Regions from separate parts of the Mus musculus genome. Here all the other regions are linked to region 2. The links are chromatin loops, found by intact Hi-C in ENCODE. Cell type or tissue: left cerebral cortex. All regions are shown on one strand. Links, peaks and the distances in the headings refer to the core of each region. The heading gives the core; the rest is flanking DNA.

Region 1 (5,722 bases), core at 365-5,364, 310 kb before region 2:
AGGCAAGCCTCCCAGTCCTGTAGCAGGTGCCCTGCCCTTGTGTCTTCAGCAAACTTTAATCTATGTTTATACATTTTTACCTTTCTCTATGTACAATTACTATTCTTGTGGTTGATTTGGAAGGGGACCCAGTTTGAACATTAGTATAGCCAAGTGACTTAGTGACATAATTTCTAAGGTGTAAATCTGATGAAAGCAGTTTCTTTTGGGGATGTTTTAGGAAACATTAAGAGAGTTTAGTCACAGTTTAAGATGGAGAATAAGCTCCCAACAAAACATGGCAAGCAAGCTTTAAATCTTTGCATCTGTCTAAGAGGTCAGGGTTGAAAGAGCTTACTGAGTTAGAGATAATCCTGCAAGCAGCTACAACCAGGTCCTAAGAGAAGAGGCTGCCCAGAGTGTCAGTGTCTTGCTGTCACACTAAGGGAACCGTTTAGAGCAAGATTGAGCCACAAATTGAGTTCCCACTTTTCTCCCTAGGTCTTTTCCTATAGTTGTGGTCTGTTGTGTTTGTTGTGTGTGTTCCAGTGACATGTCTAACTGTGTATAGAGCCTGACATGCTCTCAAGGCAGTTTATCATCTTGGTTTCAGTCCTGGCAAAGGTTCAGTCTCATTAAAGGTAAGAAATATTTTTCAGAAAACAAGATTTAACCATGTGTCAAGGCATTCTACCCGGTACCTGACAAAGGGAGGTGGAAAAAGGAAAATGAGAAGATAACACGTTCTCAGCTAAAGTGGGGACTGAAAGTCTGCAGGTAACTACTTTGAGATGAGGACTTATGGGTTAGAGAAATAAGTACATATCTTATTAAGGTGATACATAGAGAAAGGTTCCTTCCATTTTGGGAATCTTATCATCTTTGGAATAGTTCTGAATGCCATTTCTCCTGGAAAGTCCAACTCTTTTGAAAACCTCACCAATAAGCATGCCCAAATGTGAGCGGAAAAAGATTGACACCAGACTTAACTATACAAAGAGAACAACGAGCAGCCAAGCAAAGACTGGAGAGGAAGACTCCCCCAGGAAAGAGACCAGCCATCGGTTGTCCAACACCAAAGGTTGAGGAAAGAGACCACCCATAGGTTGTCCAACACCAAATGGTGATTCCTGATAGCATATGCACAATTAATATTATAAGGACTTAACAGGTTATAATTAGAAATTTATGTATATGTACATGTGTGTTTGTGTGTGTGTGTGTGTGTGTGTGTGTGTGTGTGTGTGTGTGTGTGTGTGTGTATGAGGTACTTATGCCAAGGCATGCATACAGAGGTCAGAGGACAGCACAACATTAGGCACTGGTCTTCACCTTGTTCATTTGAGGTTGAAAGCCAAGTGCTTTCTCCCTCCTCTCAGTAGTAGCACTAGGATTCAACCCTGGCCCTTATGGTTGTTTGGTGAGCCCTTTACTCACAGAGTCATCGGCCCAGCACCATTTTAAATCTTCAAGGGAAGCAGTTGTGAGGCTCCCCTGACCCCTTGACATGGTATTTCAGAGCTTATGGAGTGTGTTGGGAGATTGGGGACCACAGAAAGAGCATCAGTGGCCATGAATTCTGGAAGTTTGCAGAAAAACACTATCAGTCCTTCCTTCCCTAGGCTTCAAGTAATGGAAGGAAGATGCCCAAAATGTCCTTGATGTGCCAACCTGGAGAAGAGACAGGGAGCATTATTCTTGGCATCGAAGGGTTCCTGAGTGTGGAGAGCTCTTGGTGCCACTTTCTAGGAATTTGACATTGGGCTAGAACAAGGAAATAGGCTCAAGATGGATACAGCTGAGGAAAGTGTTCTTTGTATATTGATGGGTCTTGTTAAGACCCTGAATAAGGTAATCATGGGACCTTTGTCTATGCTTTGTTTGTTCCTTATCTACTCTGTTTATGCTTTGTTTGTTCCTTGACTACTTTGTTTATGCCTTAGGACTGACCATATTCTTTGCATGTCTCTAGAATGGTAAGAAAGCAGACTGGAGAAAAATAAACACACATCAGCTTTAGAACTGGCTGGAGTCAAGTTATAGTGTGTCTAATTGTTTTTTCTTTCTTCAATATTCATTCCCTCCCTCCAGACCCTGTTGACTGAATGAGCTGGCTTGGTCAGCTGAGCCTGTGGCCCAGTGCTCCTTGGGCTTGTGTCCCTCAATTTACTAGTCCATTCCCATTTCCAGAATACTTTTTCTTTTCTAAGGAAATGTTTCTTTTCTCATCATTTGTGTCTGGTCCAATTCACTGATGCTGGACAAAAATATGTGGGTATTTCAACAGTGCCCCTGGAAAAGTTTGACAGTTATTCCTGGACTCTGGACTCTATCTATATAAACGTTTGATAAGCCAAGCTAGATAGAGACAAAAGGGTAAGAAGTTTCTGATCTTTCTCTCTCTGTCTATGTCTATCTGTCTATGTATATCTGTCTGTCTGTCTGTCTGTCTCTCTCTCTCTCTTTCTGTGTGTGTGTGTGTGTGTCCCTCCCTCTCTGTTTTATCTTCTCTCTCTGACTGTCAGTTGGGAGCACATAGGTCCTTGCCTCCTATAAACAGATAAACAGATAAACACTAATAACCTTGTATTTTGTGTTCTCTGTAGAGCCAGAACACATTAACCTCATACAGCAGGACCAGAGATGGCTAATAGCATAGGTAACCTTTGCTTTATTTGTATGGTCCGAGGCTCCCCCAAGCTCACACAACCAGGGATGGAAATGGTAATAGTCCAAATGACCTCCGTACTATCTGTATGACTTACACCATACCAGATTTTTCCCTGGGCCCTTCAGCTAACGTATGAAGCCTATCTCTGGAATTAATCCTCTTGAGAGAAGTCACATGTACTTTGAATTGAGTTTCAGTGTAATTATACCTCATGATACCTCCGTGTACACAGAGGATTGTATTACACCAGGAAACATTTTGCTATATTTTATTGTGCTGAAATATATTTACAACAAACAGTGCCAGGTTAGATTCTAGAAGTTTGAACCGACATTGGCTAAATTATATTCAACCAGATTTCCTTCTTACTTCATAGAGACCATTGCTCTGTTGGCCACAGCATTCTCAGAGACCCCATCATCTGTCTTTCCCTATTTCTGTGTCTGTGTCTGTGTCTGTGTCTGTCTCTCTCTCTCTCACTCTCTCTCTCATAACCAAATTCATAGTTACTCCTTCTTTTCCAGAGCACTTTAAGATGCTGGACAAGCTTCTGTAGGAATAGATTAATCCTGACCCAGGGGCATCAGATTCAATCTGGCTTTACTTTGCTTTCCCTGGCTACAGCATCCCACAGTTGGAATTAGAGATTGTACCTGCACCTTATGGGAAATAAAGATTTTGTCAGGACAGCTCAGAGGACTCTGAAAACTGGACAGCAGTAGCCCAGGAAGGTCTGCCTTGACTGGGAGGCTCACAAGGATCCTTCTGGGCTCTCTGTCTTGAGGTGGAGGTACATGCACCTATGCATAGCATCTGCTCTACCTTACCAAACTTCTTCTTACCTTCTGGACCAATTGACTTCAGAAGGGCAATAGGAGTAGGGGGCCCACAGGCTCAAGGGATCAGAGGTGACCTGATTCCCTAGGTCTCAGAGGTAGGCAGGAGAGCCTTTTTTCTTGTTAGTTATATGCTCTATTCCTCTGAACAGTTGCAAAACACAGATGTTCCATATCTCCATACTCAGGCTCAGGGTGTGATGTAGTGCCCCATGCACCATCTATTAAATCTGGAACCACTGGTTGGTGGTACTGTATCAATCACATTATCTTCCTGGTGATGTGTGGGGCCCTTGACTCAGGTATAGAACTTTTACCCACCATACCCTAAGCCTCAGTTGTGTGCCCACCGAGTCTCTGGGTCTCTACTTGCTCTACCTTATCAAACTTCCTGACATGGCTTTATATAACATATATTCATATATATTTATTCATATATATTTAGTTTCTTGGCCAAAAGGTTTTAATACCTCTTGTCAGAGAGAATAGAATTGACACATTTTTGTTTCTTAATCCTGGGGGGGGGGGGGGCGCGGGGAGGGAGGGAGGGAGAGAGGGAGGGAGGGAGAGAGAGAGAGAGAGAGAGAGGTGTTGCCCTGGCTATTTGTTTAGCCAGCCAGGGATGGGAATGAATGCGCCTGGAACAGAAAGCTTGAACAGCATTTCAAGAGGTCCATTGAGGGATAGGCTGGAAGATTCTGAGGACATGCTGGAACATTCTAAGGACTATGTCCTCAGAAGATCAGAAGGAGCATACTCTAACCTGCTGCTCACTTTTGGAGCACCAAGTGGGCACTGGTGGTCCTTTATTCCATTCCAGAGGGCCTGTTTGGTAATCATCTTTGTTTGTGAGCCGAGCATGCACTAAATTCTCTCCCAGGTACGTCCTACTACATGCTGTGAGACAGCCTTAAAAATCAAAACAAGCTTCCAGTCACACATCCAGCACCAGGCACACAGCTTAGTGGGGGCATTAAGCAAACTCCCTGGACCCTCAGGACAATTAGCATCCTTGTTCCCCATCAGCAGTAGAAAGAGAAGCTAGAGGCACACTCAGAAACAGCCACTAGCAAACGTCTGTGTCCTGGGTTCCCTCAGAGTGGAGAACAGGGAAATCCTTACCCCATGGTTGCTGTAAAGGTGGTAGCTGTTCTCTGGGTTTTCAGCAGAGCAGAACTCCTCAGAAACCTGCCTTGACTCTCTGCTCTCTTGCAGACTGTCACACCAACTGGAAGCTCAGGTTTTTTTTAAAGGGCTGGGTGAGCTAGGGGGTGTGCTCTTTTCAGTCAGCAGTGAGAAACTGAAACTGAGACTGGAAAGTGAAACTGAAGCCTGCAGTTTATCCAGGGAGACGCACTGTGGGGCACTGTGGGGTTTGCCCTACTGCATTCTCCACTGAAATCGATGAGGAGAAGGCTCTGAAACGGATACAGACATGTCGGATCCAGACTGCTGTCCAGAGAGAGAGAGTGAGACATCCCTGCCACCCAGAGACTCTTATCTGTTAGGTAGGGGCTGATGGAGGTGATACAGATAAAATGGAAAGCAGACTGGCATCTTCAGAAGCAGTGTTGTTCTTTCTTCCAAGCAACTGAAGGTCTGCAGTTCCTCCTTGGAAGTGAGACTTTCCCATGTGGCACTAGGGGGTCTTAGGATGGCAAAGGGAAAGTTTGGGACTGGAAGAGTGAGTTCTCATGCATTGTGGAAGTGGAAGAAGATACTAGCTGGTTTGTTGTGTGTCTATCCTTAGCATCTTCCACAGATGTCATTATTCACCTGCATTGACTGGTCCATAGCTTCCCAGCCTATCCGAAGCCTTAGGAATACAGTCTTTATAAACCAGGACAGTTTCCCATTGCCCAGAGAGCTGTAGAGCCATGCTTTGTGTTAACTTCTCCTGAGGTGACTCTAAAGGGTTCTTTCCACCAATCATAGTCATGTTAACAAGAACCAAACATGGAATCCCTAAAGGGTGATGGTTATTCAGAGCCTTGATGCTATCCCACTAATAGCAAGGCTACTAGATGGGTCAGTGGTTAAGAGCACTCACTGCTCTTCTAGAGGTCTTGAGTTCAGTTCCCAGCAACCACATGGTGGCTCACAAGTATCTGTAATAGGATTAAATGCCCTCTTCTGGTGTGTCTGAAGACAACTACAGTGTGTTCATACACGTAAAATAAATACCATTTTAAGGGCTAATAGCAATCTAGGGAACTACAGACAGTGGGGCTCACAC
Region 2 (5,722 bases), core at 369-5,368:
TGACATACTTGGACTTGACATGTATACATACATGCATTTGAGTTGCATAAGGAGCATTTTATTTCTAGCATGTCACTTTGTAAAGTTGAAGAGATCTGACCTCTTTGACTCAGCTAGTACACGATAGAACTAGATGCCATTGCACGACTGTGGAGCAACTAAACTCTGCAGTCTTCACTTGAGCATTTTTACTGCTAAGAAATGGTCTCTCTTGAAAGATGCACCACATATAAGGCTGTGCAAAGCATGATTATGTTTTGACATCCTCAGAATAGCTAAACCTAAAGACAGAAATCTTCTTACTGATGATTGCGGATGGGGCGTTGGGGCTAGGGGACAGCGGGGGTGTGGGAGTGTGTGTGTAAATGCTTAGTACACACTAGCTTTCCTTCGAAGCAATAAAAGCTTTTGGAACCAGATGGAAGTAAAAAAAAAAAGTTGCACAATGTTGTGAAATACTAAATACCACTGAATTGTATACTTTATGATGGTTGGTTTTTATGTTATGTGACTTTTGCCTAGATTAAAAACAAAAGGGAAGAAAGGGACTTTCCGATTTCCAAGTTCTTGAGAAAGCCCTTTCTCCTGAAGGAATGAGTAAGGTGTGATGTGTCCGTCAGTCAAGTGCTAGGCCATGGGAGAGGATGGAGAAGCACCAGGGCAGAGTATGCCCTGGACCAGAATTCAGCAGAACTGGAGAAAGTGCTGCAGTGGGACTCTCTCAACAGCTTCTTCAGAGTCCTGCTGATTCAAGCAGCACTCTCTGCACACCCTCCAATCCACCCTTAGGTCCTAAATCTCATCGGGAACCATGTCTCATAACCTCTCATTTCCAAAGGAACGTTCATTTCCTGAAGACCCGCAACTTTGTTGTATTTCCCCCAGCCCCAGAAATTTTGTTTAAATAATAAAGCTACACAATAGAAGTATCTGGTCCATGCAATTTATCTTTGCATTAGCTGTGGAAATAGGAAGATGCATTGGCAAGGTCTTTGTCCCTCAACAAGACCAGCTCCAGGCATCTGGACACTGTCACCTCTCTTTGTCATGCTTCTCCTTTTGTACACTGCAGCCATACTGACCCCGTTGCAGACCCTCACGCGTGTTTGGCTTGTCCTGGCGTTTGTTCCAGTCCTCCCTCAGATTTAGGCCACCCTGCTGCAAATCTTTGCTCCATCTCACTGAGGCCTCTCCTGACCACTCTATATAGTAGTAACACACCTTGCTTTTTTTTTCTCTCTCTCCCTACCTTTGCCTCAATTCTCCCTGTCCTGATAAACGGATCGGAGCATTTATAATCTCATAACATAGTATTCTGCACAATCATTACACAAATTCTTGTCCGTCCTGTTATGAGAGATCCAGCTCCAGATTGGTGGTCTTTTTGTATGTTATTAGCATGTTATTAGCATGTTATCCTAGAATAGTGCCTAGCTGTAAAAAGTAAGAACTATTTGATAGATAGTTGTAGAAAGATCAAGAGTCCTAGTGGTTCAACATAAACTGCTGTCTCTCTTTATTGATGAGTATTGAATATATTTCCAAATGAAGCCGGTTTTGCTGCAATTTGTAAAGACTTTGTTGTTGTGCACTCTTGATACCTAAGATGGGATTTGAGCATGCACACCCAGGTTCTGAGGATAACACACTGGCCTCTGGCCTAGAGCTAGACCTTCAATCTTTCCCACCATGTTTTCTGGGAACCAGACTGAGACCCCTTGCAGACGGAGAAGGAAGAGAAGAGATTAGAAAAAGTTCCATTGGCTTTAGCCAACAAACCTTGGCAGTTGTGTGACAAAGAATTCTAAGAGGTTCATGGAACTTTGTTGCTAAATTTTCTCACTCTCTTTCAGTACAGTAGAGCTTGCTTCAGTCTTTAATAGAAGACACCAAGTCACTTGTTTATAGACAAATAAGAGTGTATAGGGGTCACAAGGCAGAGCACAGGGGGACTCCATCAACTCTGTCTGGGTCCTACAACATGAGCATACCTGTCTATCAGCTGACTTCCAGATGTTCTGCACCTGGTCCTGTTATCTGACTGTCACCCAGCAAACACTTCCTTCTCAAGTCCATTCTATTAACTTAAGAGAATGGGCACTTACACTTGATATATTTGTATTATAATATAATATACACGTACCTTTAGTTAGTCTAAAAATGGTGGAGTGCTTGTTCAACTTTTAGTTAAATAGTGAATTAATCTCTAAGTTGGAAATATTTCTTTCCATGGGTGTTGGCATACTGAAGCCTTTCAGGCTGTGACCCGAGACTTTGCACATTTTCATAATTGCTGATTAATTATGCAGCACATGAATATTTCCAGTCTCAAACCTTCTGAAGCATGTCTGGACCTGGGGATATGAATTTTAGAGTGCTGTTCATGAAACCCAGGGACTCATGGGTATGAGACAAGTGCTTCCCCCCCCCTTCCCAAAGCCACATCATCTGCAGGACACATTTCCAAACATCCTCAGGTGGTTTCTATGAACGTTAATCTTAAGAACCAATGTCATACTCTATTACAGTTTATCACATCCTCTCATGGGTGTCTCATTCCTGTGCATTACAGTTATAGGAACAACTGATGGACTGTGACTTTAATTTACAGATATGGATAAAGAACATCCAAGATGTTAAATCTAAAATTATACAGCTAGGCCATAAAAAGGGGTTGACTTAGAATCAGACATTGCCTTATTTTAGATAAAACTCTTGTAATATCTGCTTTGTTTTGCTCTTTTGTTGGCAAGTTGAATATGAGAATTAAACTGTGACATACTTTGGAGAAACTTTCAACCAGGACCTGAGTCAGTGCTGGAGAAACAGTGCCATCTTGTGGCCGTGTGGAACCACAGCCCCGCTTTCCTTCCCATTTGTTTGGAGCCCACTGTTATATTTTATTGACAGATCCTTGGGCCTTTTATTTTATAGCTGAGACCTTTTTTTTTTTTTTTTTTTTTTTTTTTTTTTACATTTAGTAAGAGGGAAAACAAACACAGGGATTTCCATTTTTATCTGTCTTTTAGGAATAAAGGACTAGTAATGCATGGCTTTTAAAATAAATGTAAAGAAATCATTTACCATAGCACATTCAGGATATATTAAGACATATTTTTAAAAATTTTTATTAGATATTTTCTTCATTTACATTTCAAATGCCATCCCAAAAGTACCCTATACCCTCCCCCTCCCTGCTCCCCTACCCACTCACTCCCACTTCTTGGCCCTGGCATTCCCCTGTACTGGAGCATATAAAGTTTGCAAGACCAAGGAACCTCTCTTCCCAATGATGGCCAACTAGGCCATCTTCTGCTATATATGCAGCTAGCGACAAGAGCTCTGGGGGTACTGGTTAGTTCATATTGTTGTTCCACCTATAGGGTTGCAGACCCCTTCAGCTCCTTGGGTACTTTCTCTAGCTCCTCCATTGGGAGCCCTGTGTTCCATGCTATAGATGACTGTGAGCATCCACTTCTGTATTTGCCAGGCACCGGCATAGCATCACTCGAGATAGCTATCTCAGGGTCCTTTCAGCAAAATCTTGCTGGCATATGCACTATTGCCTGCATTTGGTGGCTGATTATGGGATGGACCCCTGGGTAGGGCATTCTCTGGATGGTCCATTCTTTTGTCTTAGATCCAAACTTTGTCTCTGTAACTCCTTCCATGGGTATTTTATTCCCTATTCTAGAGAGGAATGAAGTATCCATGCATTGATCTTCCTTCTTCTTGATTTTCTTGTGTTTTGCAAATTGTATCTTGGGTATTCTAGGTTTCTGGGCTAATATCCACTTATCAGTGAGTGCATATCAAGTGACTTTTTTTGTGATTGGGTTACCTCACTCAGGACACATGCTCCACTATGTTCATAGCAGCCCTATTTATAATAGCCAGAAGCTGGTAAGAACCCAGATGTCCCTCAACAGAGAAATTGATACAGAAAATGTGGTACATTTACATAATGGAGTACTATTCAGCTATTAAAAACAATGAATTTATGAAATTCTTAGGCAAATGGATATATCTGGAGCTGAGACATTTTTATCCTACATTTCATGGATTTACTCATCAAAAACAAGGTAATTAAGTCATGTGATAGTAACCAACAGTCAAGTGATTCATATTTTTTCTCACTTTATTTACTGGGGTGTAGGACCATTTTGTCCACTTGTATGATTCTGGACTTGTGGCTCAGGTAGATCCTTCTACCCTGTAACTGGAGGCATCTTCTAATGAAGCTCAAAGTATCAAGGACGTGTCTCCTCTCACTAAAAAATCTTCCCCCTAAAGCAGTATTATATTAGAAACAAAGTTAGAGATTGACCGTTATTTTACTGATGGTGAAGTGTCTAGAATGAAGATCTTGTCTTTCTGACTAGAAAGTAAACAGGTGATATAAAAGCTGAATACATCATATACATCATATTCACACACACACACACACACACACACACACACACACACACACACACACACACAATCAGCATGTCTCCTTGCAGTCACTTGGTTAACTAACATCTTCCCTTCTAACATATTTAATTATCGTGTCTGTGATGCGTGCACATTCGCAGGTGCACATGCACATGTAGCCATTCTTACTTAGGATGTCCCCCTCTATCGCTTTCCACCGCTTTGGTTTGAGAACACATCTTACTCCCACGGTTCTGGTAGACTAGCTGGTCAGGAGCTTCTGGCATTACCTGTCTCTGCTTTCCAACAATGGGGTTACAAGGATGTGCCACCATTACAGTGACTGGTTTCTTTTAGGGCTGGGGATGCAAATTCAGGCTGGAAAGCACACGCACCAAATGCTTTACGCTCTGAGCTACCTGCCCTCGCCCCATCCCAGTTTCTACTTTAAAATACAAAGTTGACTATATCTGAAGGAAAACCCTTCTGTCCCAAAAGCTTATAAATATACATAACATCTACATCACAGATCTCCAAGGTGTTTCAGGTGACAGCACAACCTCCGTCAGTATGTTTCCATCTTTGGAGCCTTCCACTGGAGGGTATCTGGAAGGGGTTTGTCATACCCCAACAGAACTACTTCATAGGATCAGCACTTTATATAATACAGCAAATCAGCTCACTACAGTTTATTATCTTCTTTCTGCCTAGAACCAAGGTATTCATCCAAGCACTGAACTGCTAAGAGGTCTAAGTAAGCATTTAAACCAATGAAAATGTATGCTAGCCTTATTTATGATAGCCAGAATCTGGAAAGAACCCAGATGTCCCTGAACAGAGGAAAGGATACAGAAAACGTGATACATTTACACAATGGAGTACTACTCAGCTATTAAAAACAATGAATTTATGAAATTCTTGGACAAATGGATGGATCTGGAGGATATCATCCTTAGTGAGGAAACTCAAACACAAAAGAAGTCATTAGATATGCACTCACTGATAAATGGATTTTAGCTCAGAAACTTAGAATACCCAAGATACAATTTGCAAAACATAAGAAAATCAAGAAGAGGGAAGACCAACGTGTGGATATTTATTCCCCCTTAGAATAGGGAACAAAATACCCATGAAAGGAGTTACAGAGACAAAGTTTGGAGCTAAGACAAAAAGATGGACTATCCAGAGACTACCCAACCTGGGGATCCATCCCATAATCAGCCACCAAACCCTGACACTATTGCATATGCCAGTAAGATTTTGCTGAAGATACCCCGATATAGCTGTCTCATATGAGGCTATGCAAGTA
Region 3 (5,722 bases), core at 239-5,238, 140 kb before region 2:
GGTCTGGTTAGCAGACTATCTTTGGGGTATTTTGAAGGCAGCAAGCACGCCTTTAGCTAAATTCCACTTGAGTGACTTCGTGTTTCCTATACAAATCCCTTTTCATGCCCATTCTAGCTCTTTGGTGTAGTCTTGTACATCAATAGGATGTGGAGTCCTTTAGTTTATGGCCAGGAGTGCATAGCTGGGCTATATGCTAGTTTTATTTTGAGACAACCCCACGCTGGTTTCCATAATGGCTGTAATGAGTCTTATAAAATTGTTTTTATTTTTATTTTTTTCTGAGGCTGCTATACAGTTCACAGCTACAGTTTAGAGGCCCTAGAGAATGAATGAAGAGCGTGCACCTCCTCTAACAGTGATAACTCTGGAACATCTACCAAATGGGAAGAGCCTGAATCATGAACTTACCTATTGTGTATGTATGTTTTCTCTCTATAAAATGAACCTGTTTATTATAACACACACACACACACACACACACACACACACACACACACACACCCTGGGTATATGTTGGACCCATTTATTGTACCATATTTTTACCATATGTGTTTGTTTTTTATATCCTTTTATCTTTTCTTCATGTTAAAAAAAACCTTAACTATTTGCATTTAATTCCAAATATCTTAGTGGTTACCTGTGAAATACAAAGTTAAAGTGATTGTGTGCCTTATTTCCTTTGGTATGTGCTGAGGCCTTAGATAGAGAGCTGTGAAGCCACAGTTATGGGGTACTTCCTGACAAATGTGGGAGCCAGTTCTTGATGAGTGTGAATCACAAGTAACAGTCTTGTGCAGGCAAAAGTTACAGTCCATCCCCTCCCCCTCCCCCCCCCCAGGGGGGACTGGCAGCAGGCTCCTAGAGCTACAATCCCTGTTTTCTTTGGAAAATAACACAAGAAACACAAGCTTGTATAAGACTATGTTAGCTTCCAGCAGAGAAAAGCAGCTGTAAAGACACAAATTCAAGAAGGAAACCCTGGGAGAATGGCCCCTGGCTTTCCTCTGGGATCTTCTGTGCCGTGTATCCGCTACCCGGGGCTGATTTCTGTGCTCCACTCTCTAGGGCACTCTCCTTGGATATAGTACTGACCTCCTGTGCTCAGTCCCTGGACGATCAGTCCCAGTGTCTGAAAGGGTATCCAGGAGTTGAGGAGTAGGGAACAACTGAGGGTTGGTAAAAGTCGGAGCCTGAGGGACCTCTAAGGAAATGGCAGGGGAGATGAGACATGTTCCGGGAGGCTATGAGATTGCTCAGATCTTCTTCTCCACTGGCCTTTGCGGTTTGGCCCAATCGAGTGAGCCTTTACGGGTGTTAAGCCTCCGTTCTCCAACCCAGAGCAAAGGCTGGCAGTGCTGCCCTCTTGACCGCTGTCTTGCAGGATCTGATCTCTGCTCTTGACACCGCGGGCTTTAAGGGCACCAGAGCGGGAGAGTCGTCCGCGCCAAAAGGCTGCGAGCCTGACTGCTCTTTTTTGGAGGATGCCAGGTTCCCTCTCCTACAGGACTCAATCCCTGTCTGCAACGGACCCAGTACCAGCACTGTGGCGTGAGGTACGCACACTCAGAGTCCCCCAAGGTGTAGAATAAGTCTTTAAACAGTCAAAAACAGATATTTTAAAACCCAGGGAATTCTGCTTTGGTTGAGAAACAGCGCCTTCTGAGAGCGAAGAACTCATTAGTTTTTAGCGGTGATGGCGGGTGAACTGTCCCAAGGCAGAATCGCTCTCTCCTGTGTCATTAGTACATCAGCTGAAAGGCAAGCAAACAGTTCTTTACGTCTGGGAAAGGGCTTTAAGGGCCGCTGCTTGCGTGAAGGGGAGATTTGATGCAGCTATAAACCAGGACATAGACAGGAACAAAATTCGGGTTATTTAAGCAAAATTCTTTAGCAGGGAAAGGGAGGTGGGAAGGAGACGGAAGGGTGACGTCACTGGGGGGAGTGGCCACAGTCTTAAGAAAAGTCGGCGGGGCTGGGGAGACCACAATTGTGGGACATAGTCTCAGCATGGGCTGCTACAACGGTTCGGAGCTCCAAGACCTGGGCTGTTCCAGCCAGCTGCTCCTGCAGCCCCTCTGGGACACCATAAGGACAAGGGAGGCGTTCACGCGCTCACCCATCTTCCCAGTCACCTTTTCTATCATCACTTACGTGGGCTTCTGCCTACCGTTCGTGGTGCTGGACGTCCTGTATCCCTGGGTCCCCATCCTGCGACGCTACAAGATCCACCCGGACTTCTCGCCTTCCGTAAAGCAGCTTCTGCCTTGCCTGGGGCTGACACTCTACCAGCACCTGGTGTTCGTGTTCCCGGTGACGCTGCTGCACTGGGTGCGCAGCCCGGCGCTCCTCCCCCAGGAGGCCCCTGAGCTCGTCCAGCTCCTAAGTCACGTCCTGATCTGCCTGCTGCTCTTCGACACCGAGATCTTCGCGTGGCACCTGCTGCACCATAAGGTGCCCTGGCTGTACCGCACCTTCCACAAGGTGCATCACCAGAACTCGTCCTCCTTCGCGCTGGCGACCCAATACATGAGCTTCTGGGAGCTGCTTTCGCTGACCTTCTTCGACGTGCTGAACGTCGCGGTGCTTCGGTGTCACCCACTCACCATCTTTACCTTTCACGTGATTAACATCTGGCTGTCGGTGGAGGACCACTCGGGCTATGACTTCCCGTGGTCCACTCACAGACTTGTGCCCTTTGGCTGGTACGGGGGCGTGGCTCACCACGACATGCATCACTCTCAGTTTAACTGCAATTTTGCTCCTTACTTCACACACTGGGACAAAATGCTGGGCACTCTGCGGTCCGCGCCCCTGCCAGAGAGCCTTTGCGCCTGCGGTGAGCGCTGCGTGAACTCCAGAGAGCGATGCGCTGTACACTTGATCCAGAAGAAGAAACAGACTTGAGTTACTTTATTAGAAGTTTGTAACTTTTAAAGTGATGCACACTGCTATAAAATCTAATGTTGTTTCTGCAGCCTGACAAAGTAATTTATATAATGTTTCTATGTGAATTTAATTGTGGTCTTGGTGTTAAATTTCAACTTATCCCAGTGTCATTGACTCCAGGACACAAGGTAGACATTCAGCGTGGTGTATTTGAATCATTATGATCTCTGAAATGATTTGTTTCTAGAACCAAGACTTTCCTATGTATGAAATCGCACTGGAACTGGGCTCTAACCTCACATGTTGAGAGAAGACCTGATTTCTGACTCTTTAAATAATCAAATTTGTTCCTGCTGGGCAGTGACCAAGGTTATAGTATATTTTTTCTACTTTTGAATGAAATGATATATTTATATTGAAAAAAGTTTTATTTGTATTTTAAAAATAAAAAGAACATGAACTAAACAAGCATTAGCTCCTGGTGGGCCTGATGAATTAAAAAAAAAACTAAAAAGGAAGTGTGTGTGTGTGTGTGTGTGTGTGTGTGTGTGTGTGTGTGTGTGTGTCTGTGGCTTCTCAGTGTTCTTTGAAGCATCTACCAGTCTTGCCATGGCAAGAGCAATTTGGTGTCAGGTATTGGGCAGGGGGGCTAGGGAGTAACTTTGGGAAGAAGGCTAGGGGCTAGCTGACTGCTTATTCACACTGCTTTTTGTCTGGTTTTGACATAAGAAGCACGTGAAAAACTTGCTCTGTAGGTTACTTTTCTAGGGGATTAAGACCAGTCTCTTCTGTATTGTTGGAGTGCTATGCGTAGGGTAACTTAGAATCAGAGTAACGCCTTGATAAGCCAAGTTAGTGCATTAGGGAAGCTGATAAACTAAGCTCCATTTTAAGGTAGAGTCTATTCTTGGCTAGCACAACTGACCCTTAAAAGGCTGCCCCTGCAGCCTGGAGTTTTCCTATAGTTTATTTTCTTAATGAAGACACACATGCCAAGCATATAGCCTCTTCTTAACAGAGGGTGAGAGTAACTTTCAGTCTTAGACTTCCCGTTTTGTCTTCTGCAAAAGGAGATAGTATGAAAATAGTATGAAAAGGAGGAGGTGAAAATTAATATCAAGACAAAAGGAAGGGACAGCTGGGCTGCTCAGTAATAGAAATTATTGGCTAGGCAGATGTTGCCATCAAATGTCTCATGTAACTGCAGCTTAGTTACTTTAATGATAAATTGAGAGTATTGATCCCAAAGGCTAACGTTAAAAAGGAAGATGTCAGAAGTCAAGGTTACAGATTTGCATAGCATTGTGGGCTCAGCATATATGAACCTAAATGTTCTTATTAAGGAGTTTTTAAAAAGCATCTAAAGATCTGTTCTCCATTGTCTGTTAAAGGGATTCCTGGGAACTATCTTAAATCTTTCCCGTTACCCAGCTGCTGTGGTATCTGGTGTCTGCTGATTGTGTCAGGTATGCTCAGAGGTGTTTTCCTGGCTCCTGAACTGAAGTTACCACATCCCTTGTCTGCAACTGTATCAGACTGGGACAGAAAGATCTTATTTATAAAAACATGAACTTCCCAGAAAGCAGAAGAGGAGTCCAAGGAGGGGCCCTGCACTAGACATGCTCCATCACCTCGGTCATATGCACAGTGAGTGGAGAAAGAGGATAATAATCAGGCAGATGTGGAGTACTGAGTGCAGCTGTTATTAAGGTGAAGAGCTCTAGACACCCAAAGCCAGCCAGGCGGTATAATAACAATTTATCTCAGCTCAAGGTCAGAGTCTGTAACAATGTTTCGTGTCACCTTGCCCTAAAAGGGAAATGAGATGAGGCAATCCAACACATGGAAAGTGTTCGATTTAGAAACACTTTCTCCAAGTCCCAAGTCAGTAGCTGATGCCTTGTTCAGAAAGATGAGAGACTTTAGATAGGTGAAAGGCCGCATGACAAAGGCTAACAGGTCACATTTGTATGTCTTTTTTTTTTTTTTTCTTCACTCTTTGTCTCACTTACTCTTTGAAACACCACCATAAGGGATGTAGTTATCTTCCTCAGCAGCATCACACATTAGGCATGGAGGATTGGTCCCATGGTTTAGTATCTATTTCCAAGTAGGAGTAAAATAGGCATTATCAAATCCAAAGAGATGGTTTCTCATGTCCTTAGTTGGGTTTATTTATTGCGGTGTGTGTGTGTTTCTTTTTTAACTTTCATCCTAGCTTGGCATTAGTGAGGCTTCCCTAAAACATTTACTTCCCAATTTTCTGGCTGTTTCTTTTCTTTTTAGTGACTCACCACAACATGAAAGAAAGCCACAGGCACTTGGGTTTTTTAATCTTAAAAATTTGTCTCAGGGCTAGAAAGATGACTCAGCAGTTAACAGCACTTCCAGAGGTCCTGAGTTCAATTCTCAGCAACCACATGGTGGCTCACTACCATCTCTACTGGGATCTGATGTCCTCTTCTGGCATTCAGGTGCACATGCAGATAGAATACTTATATACTTAAAATGAATGAATCTTAAAAAATCCGTGTTCTGTGCAAAAAATGTTCTTCCTACCACCTCCTAACAATCCTGAAAATTTCCTATTATTTTCATTACAGTATACACACACATATATATACATAGTATTTGTATGTGTATATAAAATATATAACATGCATATCATTATACATGCATGTATTGAAGAAACAAATCATACAGATGCCTCCATATGACTACATATGTAAAAAACACATGCATTTGTGTTTGTGTATGTATATATGACCTAAATATAAAAACACATTGTGGGTGTGATAAATTTGTTATATGATATATGAACATACGTATGCAT
Region 4 (5,722 bases), core at 355-5,354, 430 kb before region 2:
ATGGGGCCCATTTATCAGTCATTGATATTATTGCTTCAGTGACTGAAGTCCTATTCAGCCGTCTTTGCCCATGTCAGTGTCTTTGTCTGGGGTCTTTTCTACATCCATATAAATTTTAAGATAGTTTTCCTTCTATCAGTAAAGAATAGCATTAGAATTTTGATGGAACTGCATTGAGTCTGTAGATTGCTTTTGGTAGTAAACCCATGTTTATAATATTAGATCAGCAATCCCTGACCATGGGAGGGTTACCTCATCCTGTGTCTTCTTCAATTTCTTTCTTCACTGTTTACTTATCTTCAGTATAGAAGTCTTTTACTTTTTTTCTTTCTTTTTTCTTTTTTTGTCTTTTACTTTCTTGGTAAGATTTATTCCAAAATATTTTTGAGGCAACTGTTAGTGTAATTGTTTGATGTATTTTTTGTTATTGGTATATTAACACATACATAAATTAATGCAGCTTTGTAACAATATATGTTACAAGATATAAACTAATGTAATTTTGTCATTAGTAGATAAGAAAAACTACTAATTTTGTGCTAATTTTGTATCCTGCAATTTTGCTGAGAATATTTATCAGCTCTAGTAGTTTTATGTCAGTCTTGAGAGTCTCATGCATTTGATTCTTATCATCTGCAAAAAAGATTCTCTGACTTTCCTTTCTGTTTTTATTCCTTTTAATTCTTTCCTCTTGTTTTATTTCTCTAGCAAATGCTTCAAGCACTATATTGTATAAATGGCAGAAATTGGACACCTTGTCCTGTTCCCAATTTTAGGGGAAATCCTTTGAGTTCTTCTTTTAGTATGCAGTATTGGCCACCAGCATGCCATACAAGACATTACTATGTTGATTTATGAAATCAGATGCACCTGCATTTGGTGCATATGTTTAAAATTATAGTATCTTCTTCATTATCCTCCCATTAACAAGTTATGAATTGATTTTCTTTATCTCTCCTGTTTTGGTTTAAAGCCTATTTCCTACCATATTAGGACAGTGACACCAGGCACTTTCCCAGGTTGTTTGCCTAGAATACCTTTTCCATCCTTTAATCTTAAGGTTTCCTGTGTCTTTGGTGTTCAGTTGCACTTCGTGGAGATAACAAATGGGTCATTTTAAAAATGCAATCGAGTAACCTGTGTCTGTTGGTGAGGGAAATTGAAGATATTATCAGTTATAATAATTATTTAGAGGTGTATATTAACTTTCAGCATTTTGTAATTTCTTTCTATTCCTTGTTTGCTTAACTCACACTCTGTACTAGTTTATTCTTTCCTGCAGCTTCCTGGATGTGTTTATCTTGCTCTGAATGAAAGCCTCTTCCATATATCTCTAGAAAAGCTGGCTTGGGGGTTGTGATTTTTTTTTATGTTAGAAAGCAGTTCTGTATTAACTGTGACAGATAGCTTTGCTTGGTATAGTAGATATATACTAGTTCTTAGGCTTTTATCACAAAAGTCTTATCTTTCTATGTCATTGTTCTTTTCACAGTGTCCCGTGGACAATGAATCTTTGGTCTGTTCTTGTTAATATATCTTTATCATTGTCTGAATGGTCCAATTCCTTTAACTTTTAATTAAGGCCTGGTAATTTGTCTCTCCCTTGATCCATTCTGTTAGTGAGGACTTTTGTGAAGCTTTCATTTGACTTATTGAATTTTTAATTTCCAAAGTACTCTTAGTATTTCTTTTTCTTCATTGAATTTCACATTCATATACTATATTTAGTTCTTTTATTTCATTTTGCTATTTGTGTTCTCTTGGAATTCATTCATGAGTTTATACATAGCTTCTTAGATTTCTTTGAACAGCCAAAAAAAGTATTCTTTTGAATTCATTTTCTGGAATTACATTTAATTCCCTCTCATTGAAGACCCTTACCATGAATTTTTAAAAAATATTTAGAGGAATCACATTGCTTTGCTTTTTTATGTTTCTTGTGTTTTTGCACTGATGTTTGAATATCTAGGATTAGTAATTATTTAGGTTTTTTTTTTAACTCACCCTCATGACTCCAGGAAAGAGCAACATTCAGAACAGAACGGTCTATAGTAGAGTTGAGACATAATTTTCCTCTACCAGACAGCTGTTTTGGCTCTAGTCTCAATACCTGATACTCCTTCAAGTGTAGAATATTGTCTGTAAAATTATCATTGTCAACACATAGGCCTAGTATGACATATAGTCATAGTTAAATAAAAACACCTACCTCTTCAGTGCCAAGTGTTTGCAGAAGGAAGACTGAGTAAGTGTAAAAAGTAAAAATAGAATCACAATATGACTGTTGGTGAGTACTGCCTTGGTGGAGAAAAGATCCTACAGGGACAAAAGAAGCAGAAGGGGCAAAGGGAGGCAAGTGGAGAGGAGAGGAAGTAGTTTTAACTGAATGAAAGTAGAGAAGTTAAGACCTGTACAAAACCAAGATGGTCAAAATTCCTGCATGGGTAGAGAGGAGGCTCCTGAGCATGGCTGTTAAGGGAGGAAGAGCCACTTTTCGTTGCAGACCTAGCCTCTGATAGGGTGCCCATGCCACAGCTGATGGCCCCACAAGCATGGGTACAAATTGGACTGAGAGGAGCTATAAGAATAAATAATACAAATAAATAATTAAAAAGGAAAGCATAGAACTCGGAGGAGATGGGTTAGTAGGACCTCATGGATTGAAGGGAAAAATGTGTGTGTGTGTGTGTGTGTGTGTGTGTGTGTGTGCAAGCTCAAATACATTGTATGCATGTATGAAATTCTCAAGGCTGAGACAGAGATCTGGTGAACCAGGCCAGCCTGTGTTCTTTGGAAAAGCATATCAGAAAGAAAATTGAGAAAGAAAGAATAGAGAGGGGAAAGAAGAAGAGGTACAAGGAGAACGAGAAAAATGTCAAGTTTACCCAGAGTACTGGAATTTTTACCTTTCAAAAGAAATCTGGAGTTTTAGGGACACTTTCTCGATTAAAAAAATAAAAGGTAGCAAAGTTATCAGTGGATGAGATTATTTTTTTTTAATAATCATTGTTTGAGACAAGTTTCCACTGTGTAGCCCTAGCTGGCTAGCCTCTAGAACTCACAGAGATCTGTGCCTCTGCCTCTGTCCACAAAATTATCATTGCTAACATTTAGTCCCAGACTCAAGAAATTTGATTACCTTACTCTACATTATTATAAAAATCTATTTTTTCCCACTTAGTCACACAATATCTGCAAAATGCAGGAATGTGTCTGACAAATATGGTGACCACTACTGTGAACCGCAACCAACTGAAGATGGACAAGGATTTCCACGCAACTGGGCAATTATTTGAAAGGATGTCATTTTCACAAACGCTGTGTGTACAGTGGTACTCAATGTGGAAAGTGATAATTATCTTAGAGGAGCTAATTAGAAAGCAAAAGACGTGCCGCAGTAGCTGGATCTTACACAGGCACTGTGATGGTTCTATCAAACACTCACAACTCCAAACGTGATGGTCAACTGGAGAACAGCTATCAGATGACGTCGCAAGAAGTACTGGGCAAGCCAAAAATTCTATTTCGTAAATCTAATAAAAGGAGTGCATATGAACCCTACTATTAAATTAAGAAAAAAACAGTGCAATATCACATAGGAAATTCAATAAACATGTAGATGTGAATGAGCAGATGAAAGGCTGCGGATGTGAGAGCTTATTAAAATACATTTGATGGTTATTTTATGGGTAAAAGAGTTGGTAACATTTTAAAAAGCCACATCTCTTTGAATTTCCTTTACTTATGTTGACTACATGGCTAATTCTTATGTCAGGCTGATGGTGAGGTAGGAAAGCCACATGCAGACTTTACCATCTAATCTAGCTTAATCTTGGTTCCTCTTCATTTTGCTGGCTTTTGATTTTATTAGAGTGGAGTTAATGCCCAGCTTGCTCACTGGCATGTTTTCAGCTTACTTCCTGACTCTCGGAAAGTTTCCGATAACTGTGTAGTTGGGTTGGCTTGACTTGGATGGAATTGAATTATCAGAAACAATTGAAAAGGTCCTGAAAGCTAGTTTTCATCATCCACCCGCCCCTGCTCTCCCTAATTTGATACCCCTCCCTTCTCTACTTCAATATGCTCTCTGCCACAGTTGGAGAGTAGCCAGCTCTAACTCAACCCCACTACTCTAGACTGTTTGCAGATAATTCTGAAGAGGAGGAAGATGTAATTTCCCTCAACATCATTAGTTTATAACTGTCACAGATTCCTAAAATGAAATATAGAGTCACAAGAAAGAAGAAACACAAGCCAGGTGGAGTGGAGTGGTACCTATCTATCATTCTACTATTCAGGAGTTCAAGACCATCCTGGACTGGCAGGAGTGAGAGAATCAGGCTTATAAAAATTTACAGTAATCATACAATAGGGGTAAAGCAACCCAGAGCAGTGGGGTAGTTGGAGTCCTGGATTCAGTTGCAGCTCAATAGGCCACAGTATGTTTTAAAGAAGCAATGGGAAAAATTAAAACTCATTTTAGGCTCTAGTGTAGAGGTAGAACTGTCACAAGGAAGATGTTTGCTCACACATGCAGTTGGTGCTGCTGTCTCTTGGCTGATGAGTAAGCCTTGGGAAGCACTCACAACTCAATGTTTGGGCATGAGCAGAGCTCTCTATCTAGCCTTTGCAACTCTGTCTGCCTTCTGGATGAGCAGGGAATTCCCTTGTGCTTTGATTGTCCTCATCTCCAATCTTTTTTTAAAATATTTTTATTAGGTATTTTCCTCATTTACATTTCCAATGCTATCCCAAAAGTCCCCCATACCCCCCCACTCCCCTATCCACCCACTCCCACTTTTTGGCCCTGGCATTCCCCTGTACTGGGGCATATAAAGTTTGCAAGTCCAATGGGCCTCTCTTTCCAGTGATGGCCGACTAGGCCATCTTTTGATACATATGCAGCTAGAGTCAAGAGCTCTTATACTTGGGGGAGAAATGTTTTGGTTTCTTTATAAACTTCAAAATAGATTGCCAGAATATTTAAGGCCATAAGTCTATATTTTGAAAATGAGGCTACATGGATTCACTGAACAATGTTTTCATAAAACCACAATAATTAATAACATTTGCTTTATATAGTCAGTTGGCAGTCTTCCACATAAAACCCTTCTTCCTTGCTGTCATATTTTCCCACATAGAGAAGAGCATTGATATATCTTTTCCAAAGAAGACAAAGCAAACTCTGATCACCATAGAAACTTTCCAAAAGCACTGCGATCCATCTCTACTGGATCAGTAGAGCAGTGGACTCTAGGCTAGTTCCCCAGTCACTACCTGTAGCCCTGGAGTGCCATTTAATGCTACAGTGCATAAACTTATCATTGAGAGGAAGTTTCTACCTTGCCCATTTCAGGGAATTATCACCGTGAGAATATATGGTTCTTTCATTCATTCATTTAATCATTCAGTCTGTAAGGATGCTGGGCATTATCCTAGGCTCTGGGAACACAGTGAAGACCACAATGGGCACTACTCCTGTTCTTCTTGAGGTCTTACTTGCAGGTCCATCCTGTGACTGGAAGCTGACATGGACATCAGGATAGATATGAATGATGCCAAGCACAAAATCATAAGTTTACTTAAAATGTCATGATCTTTTTGGTGATTTCAATATTTTAAAATTTTTTATTATTTTATTTATGTGTATTTATATATTTATTTACTTCTATCTATCTATCTATCTATCCATCTATCTATCTATCTATCTATCTATCTATCT

What was found. Peaks named below come from ENCODE experiments on the same cell type or tissue, not always from the same donor. Only the 100,000 strongest peaks of a DNase experiment are listed, where the experiment ranks them.
Region 1: it touches region 2 in a loop (5-fold over the local background); 24 of 42 quality-filtered maps call a loop at or near these places.
Region 3: a loop joins it to region 2, with 2.7 times the contacts of the local background. A loop is called at or near these places in 28 of 42 quality-filtered maps.
Region 4: it touches region 2 in a loop (4-fold over the local background); 10 of 42 quality-filtered maps call a loop at or near these places.

The regions. Positions count from the first base shown.
Region 1 is chr19:34,639,874-34,645,595 of GRCm38, reverse strand. Ifit1 (interferon-induced protein with tetratricopeptide repeats 1) reads right to left here and starts at 4,707. Exons shown (of 2, transcript NM_008331.3): 1 at 4,609-4,707. The coding sequence starts at 4,613. It also overlaps a transcript of Ifit1bl1 not described here and a transcript of Ifit1bl2 not described here. In left cerebral cortex, for the core only: no CTCF peak of the experiment used is centred there; no DNase peak of the experiment used is centred there; H3K4me3 peaks cover 458 bases.
Region 2 is chr19:34,331,608-34,337,329 of GRCm38, reverse strand. No RefSeq gene overlaps it. Among named protein-coding and RNA genes, the nearest start is that of Fas, 44 kb to the right of the region's middle. In left cerebral cortex, for the core only: a CTCF peak has its summit at 2,843 (motif pointing left); a DNase peak (open chromatin) is centred at 2,836.
Region 3 is chr19:34,471,415-34,477,136 of GRCm38, reverse strand. Ch25h (cholesterol 25-hydroxylase) reads left to right here and starts at 1,989. Exons shown (of 1, transcript NM_009890.2): 1 at 1,989-3,354. The coding sequence starts at 2,011. The coding sequence ends at 2,907. In left cerebral cortex, for the core only: no CTCF peak of the experiment used is centred there; DNase peaks (open chromatin) are centred at 1,977 and 2,298; H3K4me3 peaks cover 1,691 bases; H3K27ac peaks cover 306 bases.
Region 4 is chr19:34,761,483-34,767,204 of GRCm38, reverse strand. No RefSeq gene overlaps it. Among named protein-coding and RNA genes, the nearest start is that of Slc16a12, 17 kb to the right of the region's middle. In left cerebral cortex, for the core only: no CTCF peak of the experiment used is centred there; a DNase peak (open chromatin) is centred at 2,277.